Linked DNA regions of Homo sapiens: regions 2 and 3 are each linked to region 1. A link is a loop called in an ENCODE intact Hi-C map of the cell type or tissue named here. Cell type or tissue: GM12878. All regions are shown on one strand. Links, peaks and the distances in the headings refer to the core of each region. The heading gives the core; the rest is flanking DNA.

Region 1 (5,672 bases), core at 374-5,373:
TTGTCAATCAGCCTGGCTTTTGCCTGGGAGCAAGGCATAGGAGCTGTCAGGACAGAGGGGCGGGATGGAGAATGCTCTACATTCCTCTGTCAATTTGTGTAACAGTAGCTATTATTTGCTGCAGGCTTACTGTGTGCCAAGCACTGTTCTAAGCAATTCACAAGCTTGAGCCACTTATTTCTAATAACACATACAATAGGTGGGTAATAGTACTAGCCCATCTCACCAATAAGGAAACTGAGTGTTATGTGTTGCATTGTATCTCCTTAAAACTCATATGTTGGAGTCCTAACCCCTAGCACCTAAAGATATGACTATATTTGAAGATAGGGTTTTTACAGAGACAATCAAGTTAAAATGGGGTCATTAGGGTAGGCCCTAATCCAATAAACTGGTGTCCTTATAAGAAGAGAAAATTTGGACACAGACAGGCATGCAGGGAGAATTAACATTAAGATGGTCATCTATAAGCCAAGAAGAGAGGCCTGGAACTGTTCTTTGTCTCACAGCCCTCAGATGAAACTTCCCTGCTGACAGGGGGCTTTCTTCTAGCGTCTGGACTAACTTGGAAGGAACTCTCAGACTTGTAGCTTCCAGAACTGTGAGACAATAAATTTATGTTGTTTAAGCCACCTAGGTTGTAGCACTTTTTTATAGCAGCCTAAGTAAACTAATCTACTAAAGTTATGAACTGACACAAAAACCTAGGTGTCTGAGTCTGGAGCCTGTGCTCAATTTGACACCCCTCTCTGCAGTCCTTACTGAGTTGGAATGATCTCTCTGCCTAGGCTTCATGCTCCATGAAAATGGATGAGTCCATCTATGTGGGGTGCGTGGTTCCTATACATTTTCAATGTCGCACGGTAACCGGTTGTCTACCATGTTACATTGTTGGTGAAATATCAGTTATATTATTATTCCCCAGGGATTGACCCTGTACATTTGTCCTACGATCTGAAGACCCACACTGGGTCAGCACCAGAAACAGACTTCAGGGATGCTATTGTTCAGGTCAGCCTCTGGATCTGATGATTAGGGTCACTATGACCTATGACTAGGGTGCACTTTTTAAGGCATTTAAAGTCTCCTTAAATTATATCCCTGATCATGTCATTCAATGCTCAAAGACTTGGATGCCCATCCACCTCCTTGACATGCAGAATAAAGTTGTTAGTCCTTTATCCAGCATTTGAGACCTTACACAGCATTGGCTAGGCCTTCGTTTTCAGTCTTTGCTAGAATATACACACCTTTTCTCCCCACATGTGCAAAAGGGGAGGCATGCACACACTCAGACCCATTCTGGGCTCACAGTAGTGCTGGCCTACCCCTGTTAGTCCAAGATTCACCATGTATTTCTCACACCTCGCCTCTGGCTCTAGGTATTTTCTTCAACTTAAACTTCTTCCTTTTCCCTTTTTCACCTAAAGACATTCTACTCACTTGCACAGTCCCGTTCAAACCTCACAATCCCCAGACATTTCTCCCATCTCTTCATTTATTTCCCCTCTAACTCAAAGTCTCAGGACTTGTTTCCCAGCCAGACTTCCAATGCAGACAGTTATGACTCTTAGCCCGATGGGCTCTTGGAAGGCTCAGCCTTTGTCTTTTCAATTTTTGTGTCCTGCACAGTATTTAGCATGGCCTTCTTCATACAGTGGATACTCCATAAACTGTTGTTGGACTTAACGCAGTATGTAGGTCACCCCAATGCAGGCTTCCAGGCAGTCTCCAGAAAGTTCACCAGCCTTCAGAGATGAAAAGTGGAGACTGGGAGCCTCACCCTTCACTTTCATTTCAAGCAGAGCCAGCTCATAAAGACAGAATCACTCTTTCTCATGTTTTTCCTGGAAGACAAAGTGTGGGCATATGATCACCAAGTGTGCTTTGTGGTCTCAATTTCACTGTCTACTAGCTTATAAGGTTTTATTTTATTTCTAGACTTAACTACTTTGAACTCCAGGAGGAATATTACAGCATGCCCTGGCAATAACTCCTTTACCTTCAGTCAGGTAACAAAATGACAGCTCAGATAGCATGGTGGCCCCAAACAGAAACAACATTCGAGATCAAACTGGAAACTTCATATGGTCAAAGTTTACTGACTTTCTCTAGATTGCTTTCTTCATAAGAAATGTGAAGGTAGCGCCAAAGCAATATACTTCCCAGCTTATGGGCCTCACTGAGCCTCAGTGTCCAGTTTAAAACTGCTCTTGATCCTTGTGTCTTGATCTTGGTAACAACAACTTCATTAGCAGCATGATCCAAATCCTATGTCCCTTTGCCATGGGATAATTCATTTTGAATTTGATAGAAATTATTCAGCCCTTTTAGCAGGGTGTAATTGTTTAGTGTTAACCTCGAGTCATTTGCCTGGGAACAAATCCTGGCTCCAGTACTTACTAGATCTTAGGGATCCTATATATGACTTAACTTTCTGGACTTCAGTTTCATTATCCATAAAATGGGAGTATTTATTTATTTTAAATAAAGGACTGGTGTCTAAAACTATTATGATTAATTAATTAGTCAATACATGTAAAATGCATTGACTAGGACCCTGAACATAGTAATTGTTGGATTTGTTAGATGTTATTATTTTAAAGTGATCTCTTCACTCAAAAAAGGAAATGGCAGAGAATTCTATTGGCTTTGTTGTGAACTCTACCTCTAATTCCTTTCCCTCTGCTTCCTTTCTTTTTCTTTTCAGAACATGTTGGAAATTATAAGCAAACTTGTAAGTGATGTATGTATATTTAGTTTCATAGACAACCTCAGTGTTACTTTCTGGCATTCTTCCAAAGTATCTTACAAGTTATCAATCTTGCCAGGACAGAGTGTGTTTTCTGACCACTTCCCCTTTGCAATTAAGGACTGTGACCACTCGCTTACGCACAGACTGAGACCAGCAGCCTTAACCCCAAAGGAGGTCAGAAACTCCCAGCTCTCCCCGCCAAGGGGGCTAGCTGAGAACCCGATACTGTGTGTTTCAAGGCTGTGGCTAAGGCTGTGACCATAGGAACTGGGAACACCCACCAACACCCTGTTTCCCCCAGCCCCACTTCCTTCGCTTCAATGCCATTAAGCATGGTTGCAGCGCCTTTGTGAATGTTTTGAGTAGAGTTAGGTTTCTGGTGTTTATTGTTGAATTGCTAAAGATTTGGAGAGAAGACAAACAGACAAACAGACATACAATGAAGCAGATGACAAACACCCCTGGACAGACTAGCACTATGAGCAGACACGCTCAGGACGACCCAGGGTCCTGCGGAGAGGTCCGGGAAGGTCTGGGCTCTCATCAGAGCCCCAGGATTTGGTCAGTTGCTCTGCAAATAAAACCTGCCTTAGACATCCAGCAAAGAGGCTTTATTTGCATAGGAGATTTGCCAGTCTGGCCTCCAAGATAGTAGGTCACAGTGAGGGTGGTGGTGAGTTTTCCTGTTTACTGTCTACCTTTGTGGACACATTGAATGTGGGGGCTGAAAGGGGTCAGCAAGGGCTGTCTCCTCTCCTGTTTTCAGATTTGGTGTCTCAGTGAAATCCAGTGCTTTGCCTCTTTGATTGTGCTCTGTCTCAGTGCTTCTCAATAGCATGTGATGTGCAGAGAAGTAAAAGAAATGAACAAAGATTTCTCTTCTGAAGGTGTGGGAGGGCATGGGAGTGGGGCTGGTTGGGCTGATGATGGAAAGGTCAGATTGCATTGTGTCGTCCACAGGCTTTCCAGCTGGGCAGGAAGGCTTCCCCCTCTGACTGCATCATGGCACTTCTTGTACATACTCACTTACCCACAGAAACTAAACTCCGCATGGATAGAGGCTGTGCCTATGCGGTTGGCTATTGCACACCCAGCATCACCACAGTGCCTGGCACTATCAGACTCTTCGTGCCTATTTGTTGAAATGTCTACAAATAGACTAAATACATATCAGTTGGGATGGCCTTGATTTAAAATATATTAAGCCCCATTGCCTTTGTATCTACATTTGTGTTTGCCAGAACAATCATGCTGGCTTGGGGTTTTATCAATATGGTCGTTGCATCTGTTTTCCCTTTTCTATGGTGGAAGCAGGGATAGTGGTCCTTCAAGAGCTGGGAAGAATATACATTTGAGAACAGCATGTCCAGGCAGCCTGTGATTTCCTGGGAAAATGGACTCCAAATGCTCTTCCATCCTATTTGTGGAGTCTTGTCATATGCAGGCTTCTCCATCCAGGATTGATTGTAATTCCTTGAGATCCTGGAATCCCATCTCTCCTTGGGGAGAAGTTAAAAGTTTAAAGAAACTGAAGTTACTGGATCTGGTGAGGAGGAAGTTGAATGGCCCACTTTAAGATGATAAAAGGTTACATTTTTTTGAAGATTGTGTTGGCTGCAAGACTATAAATTATAGCTTAACATAGGAATCAAGAGCCTTACAGTTTTACCTTTTCATCTAGTAATTCTTCTAGGAATATAGCCTAAGGATAACATATGGAAATCAGTGAAAGATCCATACCCAGTAAAATTCATCGCATTGTTACTTATGCGAGCCAAAAGTGGGAAACAAGTTTAATGTCCAACAATGGGCAATGGCTGAGAAAATTATGGGGTGCAGCTATTAAAGTGGGAAGTAGGACATTTTGTTGTGGCTCTTTTGATACCATGGATGTTTTCTGTCCCTAAAGAACAAACCACTGAATTTCTAAGTCAAAAAAAAAAAAAGTGATATGTTTAATTCTTGCCGTCTCTGGAACCCTAATTCTTTCTATTTTTGACTCTAACCCTCAGGAGCTTTGGGGATTGGGTGGGTTTTAGAGATAGGATGAGGCCATCTACGATTCTCATAATTTGGGATTTAGAATAAAAAGTTTAGTGATTTATTCTTAGTGCCACCAAATAACTGTGGGTGTTAAAAGAAACATGACAACCAAAAACAGAATCAAACTTCTACTTAGGAAGATTCTATTTATTGATGATAAAACGTATTTATTGATGATATTGAGATAACTTATTGAGAAATACTTATGAGATAACTTATTGAGAAATACTTATAACATCAAATAAAAGCAAGATACACATGTGCATACATTTATATACATATATACAGATATCATATACTCAATTATTAACATTGATTTTCACCAGTAAATGATTATGAATAACTATTACTTTCTTCTTAATATTTTTATATTTTTTATAGATACACATTGATTTCATATTAAAGTAATATTTTATATTAAATTAAACTTACATTAAATATAACATTATATTAAATTAAAATTATAAAAACATTTAAGATTATAGCGTGATGGAGTTTGGTTAACCATAAAGAAAAACTTATTGATGGAAAATCAAAAAGTATTTAATACTGTACTTGAAATGAGCTCCTCAGGTAAAATATGTGGCTGCTTCCTCCTTGAGAGTTATGGGGAAAGAAAGCCAATTTCTCTCCCTGAAAGTTTAATGAATGTGAGGGCTGGGCAACCCTGGACCACAGGACACCTCTTGTGTTCTAAACCCCTGTTGAATGATGGTGACACAGGAAGGACGGTTTAGTGCTGCAGCCAGAAATGGGTCACTGTCTTGCTGGGCCATGTTTTTCTTTTCTTTTCTTTTCTTTTTCTTTTTTTGACAAATGCTTTGCAAGTGAGGAGGCTCAAACACCTGTCCCAGGGTATTTATAATAATGCCCT
Region 2 (5,672 bases), core at 279-5,278, 140 kb before region 1:
TGGGGTTTTCCAATTTTCTGGATTATCAATTTGGCAATCATCCCTACACTAAACACAGAATTTATTATGAGTCAATGGAGTCATTATTATGACAATTTTAAATATTTATAAGATGTTGTAAATATATATAGTACTGAAAAGCACTTTAAACTGCACCAAGCCAACAAAATCCTCCCTATTTCAATGTATTTATAGTTCAGGCTCATAAATAATATAACAAGATAAGAACTGTGGGAAGTGGGAGCATAGGCAGAGTGGGAATACAGGAGGGTGATGTTAAGGTGTGCTGTGAAGCAGACAAACCCTGAATTATGGCCTGCATTATGTCATGGCTTTTCCAGATGTGTGGTCTTTGACAATGGACCTACATTTGAAGTCAAATAAGGGTTTAAGCTGTATGTTTTTAGGGGGAGTTGCCACTTTGTTGATTTGTTTAAGTCATGGACTATTTCCTGAGTAGGAGTCTTTACCAGTTTTATATATTGTGCATGTATGTTCATGTACATACATACACAGACACATCTAGACTCACACACACCTAGAGCCACACACACACCCAGACACACACACACACACACGAATTCTTAATCCATAACAACTTCAGAAATGCAGAGTTAGTGGATGTAAGTATTGTCCTCTGGTCTGCTCAAGTTTCATGAATACAATTTTCATCCTTTCATTTATTCATTGAATGAACGCTGGAGTACATAGTGTATGCAAACCTTATGTTGACCCTTAACATGCAACAAATAATAAGTTTACACAATAATAAATGAATAAACAAATGCCTTTATAGAACTCAGAATACAACAGGAACAACTTAGAATACAATTATTATACCTGTCTACATTTCCAGCATTTCCAGAACCCTTTCCATGTGCCAGGCTCATGCTAGAATTTCCACACATTTTATCAGTTGACACAACTATGTAAAGTTGAGTACAATTATTATTCCTGAGGATATGGATTCCTAGGGAGGCTAAGAACCTCATCCAATATTACATAGCTTAACAGTTGTAGAGCCAAGATTTAAAGCGAGCATAACCTTATGCTATGTAGTTTCTAGTCTACAGTGCTGAAGTCTCATCAGGGAGATAGATTAATAAGAAATTACAATGCTGTGTGATAAATGCTATGGTAGGGAAATGCACAGGGTTGTGGGAATACATAACAGGGGGCAAGAAAATTTTTTCAAAGAAAATATGGTCTAGCAGCTGGCCAGAACTGGGGGAAGGGCATCTACAAAGGTCTGGAGGTTTGAGAGAGGTCTGCAATATAGGAGACTGGGGGAAGGTCAGAAAAGTTGGAGCAAGAAAGTCCCCTCAGCTAACATCAGCCATTCCTTGTGTGATGTCAGTTGCCAGCTGTGTCAGTCAGCGTTCTCCAGAGAAACAGAACCAATATGGTGTATACACAGATATATAACAGGAGGTTTATTATGGGAATCAGCTCATGGGATTATGGAGCTCAAGAAGTCCCATGATCTGCCATCTGCTAGCCGGAGAACCAGGAAAGCTGTGATGTAATTCAGTCCAAGCCCGAAGGCTTAAGAAACTCAGGGGGCTGCTGGTGTAAGTCATGGAGTCTGAAGTCCTGAGTGCTTGTAGTTCTGATGACCAGAAGAAGATAGAGATAGGAGAAGCCTCTTCTTCTCCACAGGAGAAGGAGAGAATTTTGCCCCTCCTTTGCCTTTTTAGAGGATGCCTGCCTACCTCGGTAAGGGTGATCTTCTTCACTTAGTTTACCAATTCAAATACGTATCTCCTTCAGAAATACCCTCATAGACACACCCAGAAATATTTTACCAGCTGTTTGGACATTCGTTAGCTCAGTCAAGTTGACCAATAGAACTAATTAACACACCAACCATACACTGGTGACTCCCAGTCTATATCTCTTGTAGTTTGCTCATAACCTGATTGGATTTTCGATGTAAATGTTTCAGCCTCAACAAGGTTGCAAACATCTTGTGCACTGGGTATATGTCTCATAATGTGTGTACTATTCAATGTAGCCAGCACCATTCTTTGTTTCTGGCAGGCAAATTTCATTGAAATTTGTAGAATAAAGTGCATATTTTCTGTTAAACAGTGTGCAAGGTTTAGTGCTCTTTTCTATGGCTGCTGAGTTATTCTCTGCCTTTCTCCAAACAGAATTAAGTAGGAATGTGACTTCATTTCTGCTTGTCCCTGGAGCAACTCTGCAGATTCACCTGGGCTGTCTAAGGCAGGAGTGATTTTTGTAAAGAGCTGGCTGCCTGTCTGCATGGTCTTGGATTGCTTGCAGCCTGAAGGAACCACTGGAAATAAAGTACGTAAGGAGCTAGGGTGTGCTCATGACAAAAGAAGAGGGAAGGAAATACATAGAAAAAGCAGAGGCTTCCCCTGTCCCTTTCCTGTCAAGGCCACAGTTACTCTCAAGAAGCTGCATGATTGACCCTATTGGGTGCTTTAATACCATTCCTAGAAGATGGCCAGGTGCATACTTGCACTTCAAATGTTGGCTTTCAAATATAGATGTCAGAGTACGAAGACTGAATAGCATTCAGGGTCAGTTCCCAGAATTCCAGCCTGGCTTTCTCAAGGTAGTAGTCACTGCCTTAACCATTTCCATCCATGTCCCCACTCTTTCCATTGGGAAAAATATAACTAAATTTTTTTCATCTACTCCCTGTAGACTTTGAACTGGTTTATGCTTTAAAGACCACCAGTGCCTAAATGTCCCCTCATCATTGGCTCTTTTCCCATTTCCCAATGATTTTCATGTCAATGAAGTGTATCAAACATTCTTACATCACACACACACACACACACACACACACACACACACATACACACACAGATGTCATTTTTTTTCAGACTCTTAGCTCTCCATGAAAGAAAAGCAATAGTAGTACACTAACATTTAATTACATGTCTTTTTCCAACTATTTGGTAGTACTTTACATGAGGTTTTGGTTCTTTTTCTTCAAATATGTAACAATCTGACAAAATATCCATATTTCCTTCAAATATGTAATCACCTCGTTCGGGTGAGACTTAGGTTTTGGGGGTTTTGAAGCACAAATCATCTGTATAACCAAGAGAGAATGGCTTCAGGTGTTCTAAATATTTTTTCAAAATGCACGCACACAATTGAAAGTCCTTTAATAACAATGAAAGATGCAGTTTTGGCCCTAGAAACTCCCTAATGAATCAATACTTTCACTATGAATCAACTAAAAAGAAATTTAAAATTAGTTCTAGGGCCTGCTGAAATTCATTTGAAAAAAACTAATTTTGCACTCAGAAATCAATGTCTAATAGCTAGGTTTCAGCAGCCTTGATGGTGATTTGTGAATGTCAGTGGCAGCCCCATAGCTCGCTCGTGATGCTGTTCCACCTGGAATCCACTGAGGTAGATGAGTTTCACGAAGGTATCAGTGGCCTTGGCATCAGATTTTACGTGACACTTTTCCTATGGTTGAAAACTGAGGTCACATATGAAAGATAAATGCAATAAAAAAATAGCAAAAATCTACCCAATAAACATGCAGCAAGAAGGCTGTCTTTATTTCTTGAATCTGGTATATATATGACATGCATATTTTGTTTTTCTCCATTTGACTAAGCAATCATCTTAAAGTAAAAGATTAACATATTGATGGACTGCTGGTAGTATGGGGAATTAACTGACAATTTTGATTGATGAAAAAAATTGTTTTTTGTTGTTGTTGTTGTGGAAGAAACAGATGTCTGAGAAACTTTAAGAAAGTCTTTTCTTCTACTAGCCATTGGATTCCAAGAGCTGTAATAAACTCCCTTGAGGATTTCGGAGTCCTTTGTGATAGCCTGGTAACACTTCTGGAGCAGGGCCCAGCAAACTGGAAATGTTCCCATTCTGTGATCACTGAAGAAGCAGCCCTCTTTTTGTATCAGAATTTCTGTAGCTTGCTTTGAATTTATTTTTAAGAATTGAAAGCAGCGCTCCAGCTCTTCAGTCAGTACGAATGAAGAAAGCAGACCTCTTCATGCATGTTAGCTGGGTTCTTCCATTGAAGAGGAGCTTTTGGGACTTCATCCAGAGGCCAGGAGGTACCCTGCCTACTGCAGCACTCCAGGCCAGATGAGAGCAGCCCCGCAAAACCATAACATGAACTTTACAGATACTTCCGCCAAGCCCTCAAAGGCTCATGGCTCTTATGGATCCCAGCCTGGTTTGCATGGCTCTTACTCCTGGGCTCTTTTCCATCCACTTGGATTGTTTCTCTTAAGAGCCACTCTACTCCCCAAGTTGAGGCCACACTCCTGGCCCTAGCTGTAAAGCAAGGTGGTCTAATGTATAGTTGAGAGTATGGCTCTGGGCCACACTATTTAGGTTCACATACCAATTTCACAACTTACTAACTGGGCAAGTCACATAAGTTATCTGTGCTTTAGTTTTGCATCAATAAGATGGGGGGTGGGGAGTTATAATACTACCAACCTCATAAGATTTCCAGAAGATTAAATGACTTTATTAGTCAGGGTTCTCCAGAGGGACAGTGCCAATAGGATATATGTATATATGAAAGGGAGTTTCTTAGAGAGAAACTTCACAAGGTGAAGTTCCACAATAGGCTGTCTGCAAGCTGGGGAAGAAAGAAGCTGGTAGTGGCTCAGTCCAAGTCTGAAAGCCTCAAAACCATGTAAGCCAACACTGCAGCCTTCAGTGTGTGGCCAAAGGCCTGCGAGACCCCCGCAAGCCACTGGTACAAGTCCCAGAGCCCAAAGGCAAAAGAACTGGCAGTCTGATGTCCAAAGGCAGGAGGAGCAAAAGGGAGCATCCAGCAAGGGAAAAAGATGGAAGCCAGAAGTCCCAGCAAGCCAGCTTATCTCTCCTCCTAGCCACACTGGCAGTTGATTGGATGGTGACCACCCACATTGAGGGTGAGTCTTCCTCTCCCAGTCCACCAACTCAAATGTCAATCTCCTCTGGCAACACCCTTACGGACACACCCAGAAACGATACTTTACCAGCCATCCAGACATCCTTCAATCCAATAGAGTTGACACCTAGTATTAACCATTACATTGACCTAATACATGTTAAGCACTTAGAATGTTGCCTGATATGCAGTAGATTCTAAGTAAATATTAGCTGTTACTATCATCACATCATTCACTTTATTTCACTCACAACATTTACTAAAGCAGTGAAAGTGGAGGTGGGGGGATTGTTTCTCACGCAGATGCCAAGCCCTGAGGCAGTACACACCTCTTGCCCTGTTGAGCTGCTGAGGCTTCACAGGAAGGAGGCACCTGCAGAATGAGCTTGATGGAGCCCATCCTGCCATAGCTCTGAGCTGGGATGAAGCCCTTTCCAGTGGCTGAGCCACAGAATTTCCTCCTGGGGGTGGCGTCACCTGGAAATGATGGCGTTGGTCAGGTGAACTTGGACTTGTGGCTATTTCTGCAGCTTTCATGTAAAATAATAGCTTGGGAATAAATTCACACTCAACTAGGCTTCTCAGACTATGCTATAGATTCATTATTTTAAAAGTATCATGAAATTAAAAATACCACTTTTATATTCATTTGGCTATAATATTTTCTTTAAAATTCCATTTGTGTGCCCTCCTTGAATTAAAGCCATTTGGAAGCATTAGTTCATTGCCCTTTAAACCTGTATTTGTGAAAACCTTTGGGTCAACA
Region 3 (5,672 bases), core at 279-5,278, 140 kb before region 1:
ATTCCATTATCATTACACATTTCTTGCATTTATTATACTTCTCAAGGTATGTGTGAGCAAAGCTTGTAACACAAAGTACTTTCCTCAGGGATCTATAATGTTTTGGTATTTTGAGAATTTATTAATTCAATATTTTTATGGGCCCTAGGCATTGTAAGGAAAAATTCAGTTCAAAATGGTTTTGTTAGAATGACTGAGGAGGTGTAGTTCAAAGATTGAGGTTAAGTCCCAGTAACTGTGTGACCTTGAGCAACTAAGTCACTTTAGCTGTGTAAGCACCATTTTCATCACCTACAAAATGGAATGCTGCCTATCTCATTGGGTTGTTGAGATAATGATATATCATTGCATCCAAGATTGCCTGGTGAACTTAAAAGCCCAGTTGCACTAGATTATCATTGTTTTACGTTTGGTGGAAAGGGACAGCCAGTTGTTTAACATTGCTTGATTCCCGTTGACTGTACCTGCACTGGGCTACCTCTGCTAAGGGTGTCTGTTGGGACTTGGGAAATTTTGATGTGACTGAATTGTGAGATGATATTATCACATGTTGAGAACAGAGAACAACCCAGTCTTTACCACTTGGTGGGGACTGATGCCCATGATGGTGCTGGCTAGTTAGAATGTCAAAGCTAGAGTGGTCTCCTGGGGCTTCAACCACCTAGCAGATAGCTCGTAGTCTAGTGTTTCCCAAATGGTTTTGCAAAGAATTCCAGTCCTTTGGAAGCAGAATTTTATGGCTCAACAAGTTTGGTAAATGCTGTATGTGCTGGCTCCCTCTTAGAGCTAGCATTATAAATGTGTATGTGTGATATAAGTTGTGCTTTCTGAAATATAGAAACTAGCCCCATCTGGCTATTTAACTACAAACTAATTAATAAAATAAAAAATTCAATTTCTCCATTACACTAGCTACATTTCAAATGCTTAATAGCCATATGTGGCTCATGGCTGCCATATTGGAAAGTACATACATAGAACATTTCCATCATTGCAGAAAGTTATGTTGGACAGTGCAGAAAAGGCTCTGAGACCTCTTGCAGCAAAATTACTTATTTAACTTTGTTCATTTCTCAAGCCTTTTAGTACCCAGCAGAGTTGCCATTCTGTAAGACACTGTTTAGAAAATATAGTTTGGCATCCTTGGAGAGATGATTTTTTCTGCCTGAGTATGGTGTTCTAGGAATCTGCTCTGCAGCTCCTGTATCTTTGCAGCTTTTCAAATCCTGCTTCTGTTATGACCACAGTCATATTTATTTGTGTTCTTGTCCATGATGAAAGAGAATTATTTTGCTATTATAAGACATATCCCCCGATGCTTCATATCTCTGTTAAATCTTCCAATAGCCAGTGTTCCCTCGGTTATAGACACAGAACTTCAGGGTTGGGAGAAATCTTAGAAAGCATATAGTTCAATTTTTTTTATTCTTATTTTTGAGACAGGGTCTCACTCTGTTGCTCAGGCTGGAATGCAGTGGCATGATCACGGCTCACTGCAGCCTTGACCTCCTGGGCTCAAGTGATCCTCCCTCCCCAGCCTCCCAAGTAGCTGGACCACAAGTATGCATCACCACATCCAGCTAACTATTTTTTAAAAAAATTTTTATAGAGACAAAGTCTCACTGTTTTATCCAGGCTTGCCTCGAACTGCTGGGCTCAAGCGATCCTCCCACCTCAGCTTCCCTATGTGATGGGATTACAGGTGTGAGCCACTGCACCTGGCCTAGTTCAATCTTATTTTACTTATGATACAACTGAAGCCCAGAAAGATTATATGACTTTCCCAAGGTCACTCAGTTAATAGGACAGTTCATACTCCAGATACCTATTTCTTATTAATGCTGTTGGTTCCTCTCTTCACAATATGAAAAAAAGCAATTATTAATGGACTAGGATTGTGTCAATGGTTATATGAGTTTTATCTCTAGTTAGAAATCTTGCCTATCTTTGTGAGAGTAGGCTCTGAATAAATGTACTCTGTATTTCTTAGCCTAATATGTATTTGCATGTTCTGACTCCATAGAACCCATCAGTGAATACATCACTCTTCACTCAATTCCTTCCCACTGCTTTGTGAGAAAGTCTTTGATGATTTTCTGCAAACAGCCAATAGTATCTTCTTGAGTTTTCATCTACTTTTGTACCCACTTAGTGCTCCTTTGATTAGAGATTCTAACTACAGTATCTGCTTTTCACTTTTTGGGACATGGAATATAAAAGTGGGTGGAAATTGCAATCTGCATAATGGAAGAAAAATTGCACTCCTACTAGTTTATAGAAAGGTTGACATTTGCTGTGAAGCGTTCAGTTCCCGGGTTCTGGTCAGATATGCATTTCTGTGCTCACCACTGTGGAGAGGAAGGTACCACATGGGGGTGTCACGTAGGTTGTAAAAGGAAGACGGTTGTCTGTCAGGGTAGTGTCCCAAGAGAAACTGCCCTATTACGGCTGTGATCTGGAATGAATATACTTCTGGCACCTTTACTAGGATGTCAGTGGGAAAGTCCCATTAGTCATCTTTGCCAGATGGGGGCTTCCGGACACCTCCGCATGGCTGTACATGTCTGTATTAATAAAAACACTGAAGCCACATGGGTTTTGGCCACACGTCTCATCCTGTCGACCCTCTGGCCCTGCAAGGATTACAAAGAGGGAAATAAGTCATGGAGCCTGATCTTTGAATGGTTTTACTTTTGAAATGTGGGAGATGTTATGTTCACTATTTCTCTTGGGATAAACCTCCAGAGAATTTGGAGCTTTAAGGGCAGAGCCCACTTTAGGCTACCCTGGGAGCTCTGAAAGAGGTGCCTTTCCAGGTGATTCTGATAAGCTCTGATGTTTGAGAATCACTGCTTTGAAGAAATCACTCATTTTCTCAGGATGTCATCAGCCCAATAAACAGTGATACAACTTAATTGACATCAAAAAGAATGATACCATTATCTTTGTTTTGACTTCACTGAATTCAAATTTTGCTCTTCTTCATACAGAAGCTGGTATGAACATCCTGGTTAATGACCGCATACTATAGAAGAAGCCCGTTTTGTTTTTCTGCTGCCTGCTTGTGGTGTCACTTTCTGTTCTATTACATGTAACCAGAGTCAGAGGAAATTCTGGCTCAAGATAGAACCCAGAGAGTAAAGTCCCCTGAACTTTTTCTTCCACTGGGTACTCCGCCGGCGATGAATGATCAGGTATTAGGGCAAGCCCTAAAATGCATGCCCAGGACCAGACCCCTTGCTCTGTTCTCTCCTGCTCCGTGGAGGTGATGTGGCTGTTAGTGGAGTTTGTTGTTACGGGTGGACTTGGTCAGTAGGAGCTGCTATGGTTTGAATATGTCCCCTAAAGTTCATGAGTTAAAAATTGAATTGCTGGCCAGGTGCAGTGGCTCATCCCTGTAATCCCAGCACTTTGGGAGGCTGAGGTGGGTGGATCACCTGAGGTCAGGAGTTCGAGACCAGCCTGGCCAACATGGTGAAACCCCATCTCTACTGAAAATACAAAAAATTAGCCAGGCGTGGTGGCAGACACCTGTAATCCCAGCTACTCGGGAGGCTGAGGCATGAGAATCGCCTGAACCCTGGAGGCAGAGGTTGCAGTGAGCTGAGATCATGCCACTGCACTCCAGCCTGGGCAACAAGAGTGAAACTCCGTCTCAAGAAAAAAAAAAAATTGAATTGCCGTTTTAACAGTATTAAGAGGTGGAGCCTTTAAAAGGTGATGAGGTCATGAAGGCTGTGTCCTCGTTACTGGATTAATGCTGCTATCTGGGTTAATTATCTCGGGAGTGGGCTCCTGATAAAAAGTTAAGTTTAGCCTCCACTATCTCTGTCTGTCTCTTCTGCTCTTACCATATGATGCCCTTCCGTCAGTCATGGCATAGCAGAAGGTCCTCACCAGATGCATCCCCTCAATGTTGGACTTTCAGTCTCCAGAACTGTGGCCAAATAAATCTCTTTTCTTTGTAAATTACCCAACCTGTGGTATTCTGTTATAGCCACAGAAAATGGACTAAGAAAAGAGCCTATCTGATTGCCTGGATCCAGAGCTTTATCTGCAGTGGATGTAATCCTCTTCTAAGAGGGGAAGCTCCGTATAGAGAAAACAGCCCCAGGAAAAGAGCCAGGAGACCAGAGTCCTGCCTCTGACTCTCCAGTCAGCCAACTGGTGGTCCTGGACATGTGTGTTCAAGTCTCTAGGCCTCTCTTTCTTAACCTGTAAAATGAAGTTGGTGGTAGCGGTGCAAGTTAAACTGGATTTACTAAATCCAGTGGCCTCTTTGTCATTTTATTTATATATCAGCTATAACATTTAATATTGTTGATCATTTTCTCCTTAAAATATTCACCTTTTTGGCTTTTGGGTCACCATTTTCATGTTGGTTCAACAAATGTTATTGGATTAGGCATTGTCTTAGGGAGTGAGAATACATGTAAGACAGTTTTTGTCTTTGAGGTGCCCACAAGATATGTAAACATCATCTAACAATTTTTTTCTCTCTCTGCTCCTTCCTTCAAATCTCTATTTACTTCTTTAATTTTTGTTTTTGTTCTATAACTAACTGTCTTCAACTTCTCTGTATATCCTCCTTGGAAGATGGTACTCATCACCCTGGTTTCAACTACCATTTAGATGTTGTGGATTAAAAACTATTTCTCTTTAACCATGATTCACCCTCACTCACCCTTGAGTTATGAAGTTTTATTTATATCTGCATCCCAGTCATTTTTACCTGGGAATCCCTCTGGGATGTCCCATTCAAAAAACCATAAACCAAACCCATTTTACCTTATCCACTGCTTTCCTTCTGCTATTAAAACCCACTCCTCCTGAGTTTCCAATCCAGGGCATTGCCATCCATTAAGTCACTCAAATTAGAAACCTCAGAGTCATGTACCTCTTCCCTTTCTCTGCATCTAGTTGGGCACACAACTTTTAGAATCCACCTCTGATGGATTCTGATTGGCCTTTGTCCCCTTATTCCTATTACTCCCATTACTGCCCTAGTAGAGGCCCAGGTGAGTGCTCATTGGGATATCATCAATTTTAAAATGTCCTTCACATCCCACACTTTATCATCTGCAAAGCCAGGAAGCATCTTACAGGCAGCAGTCATGAGGGGGACACCATGGTCTGTGCGTGTGCATCCAGACTTGCAGAATAGGCATCAGGCACTTGGAAGAAAATCCCAGAAACAACAGTGGAGCTTTATAAAAACACAGAATGCTCCCTCCATTCACATTCTAGATAGCTTTTGAGTGGACAGTGCTTCAGAAGAGTCAGATTCTGAATAGAAAATAAATGTTAGAAATACCTTGACCAAATTATTTTGCTTATATTTTCCCATTTATGTATGTGCAAGGGTGATATATGATAAAAATCTGACAGTATAAGTATAAAGGATCCCTTTTAGTAAGTATAAAATACAAATTCCAAGTGATAAGAAACATTAGGTTATTGTTTAATTGGCAGACGTGTTCTTTCTAGAGGTGAATATAATAGTGGTGTGACATCATCAATGTCATCTTAGGCTTGAAAAAATACAGATAAAATGCAAAAATCTCTGATCAATCAATACTTTCATTACTCTTTTCAGCCCCTCCCACCTTCAGTGTCTTCTCTTCTGATCCGTTTTTCACGTTGCCATTGGCACACCCAGATCTGATTATATA

Evidence for each region. Peaks named below come from ENCODE experiments on the same cell type or tissue, not always from the same donor. Only the 100,000 strongest peaks of a DNase experiment are listed, where the experiment ranks them.
Region 2: it touches region 1 in a loop (5-fold over the local background); 1 of 110 quality-filtered maps calls a loop at or near these places.
Region 3: it touches region 1 in a loop (6-fold over the local background); 1 of 110 quality-filtered maps calls a loop at or near these places.

The regions. Positions count from the first base shown.
Region 1 is chr13:42,545,987-42,551,658 of GRCh38, forward strand. No RefSeq gene overlaps it. Among named protein-coding and RNA genes, the nearest start is that of TNFSF11, 25 kb to the right of the region's middle. RefSeq lists an enhancer at 3,365-3,414. In GM12878, for the core only: no CTCF peak of the experiment used is centred there; DNase peaks (open chromatin) are centred at 2,915 and 3,425; H3K4me3 peaks cover 1,078 bases; H3K27ac peaks cover 2,283 bases.
Region 2 is chr13:42,409,743-42,415,414 of GRCh38, forward strand. No RefSeq gene overlaps it. Among named protein-coding and RNA genes, the nearest start is that of LINC02341, 12 kb to the right of the region's middle. RefSeq lists an enhancer at 3,151-3,300. In GM12878, for the core only: no CTCF peak of the experiment used is centred there; DNase peaks (open chromatin) are centred at 3,229 and 3,349; H3K4me3 peaks cover 235 bases; H3K27ac peaks cover 3,845 bases.
Region 3 is chr13:42,403,446-42,409,117 of GRCh38, forward strand. No RefSeq gene overlaps it. Among named protein-coding and RNA genes, the nearest start is that of LINC02341, 19 kb to the right of the region's middle. RefSeq lists enhancers at 2,141-3,340, 2,434-2,843. In GM12878, for the core only: a CTCF peak has its summit at 2,371; DNase peaks (open chromatin) are centred at 2,486 and 3,066; H3K4me3 peaks cover 1,089 bases; H3K27ac peaks cover 4,696 bases.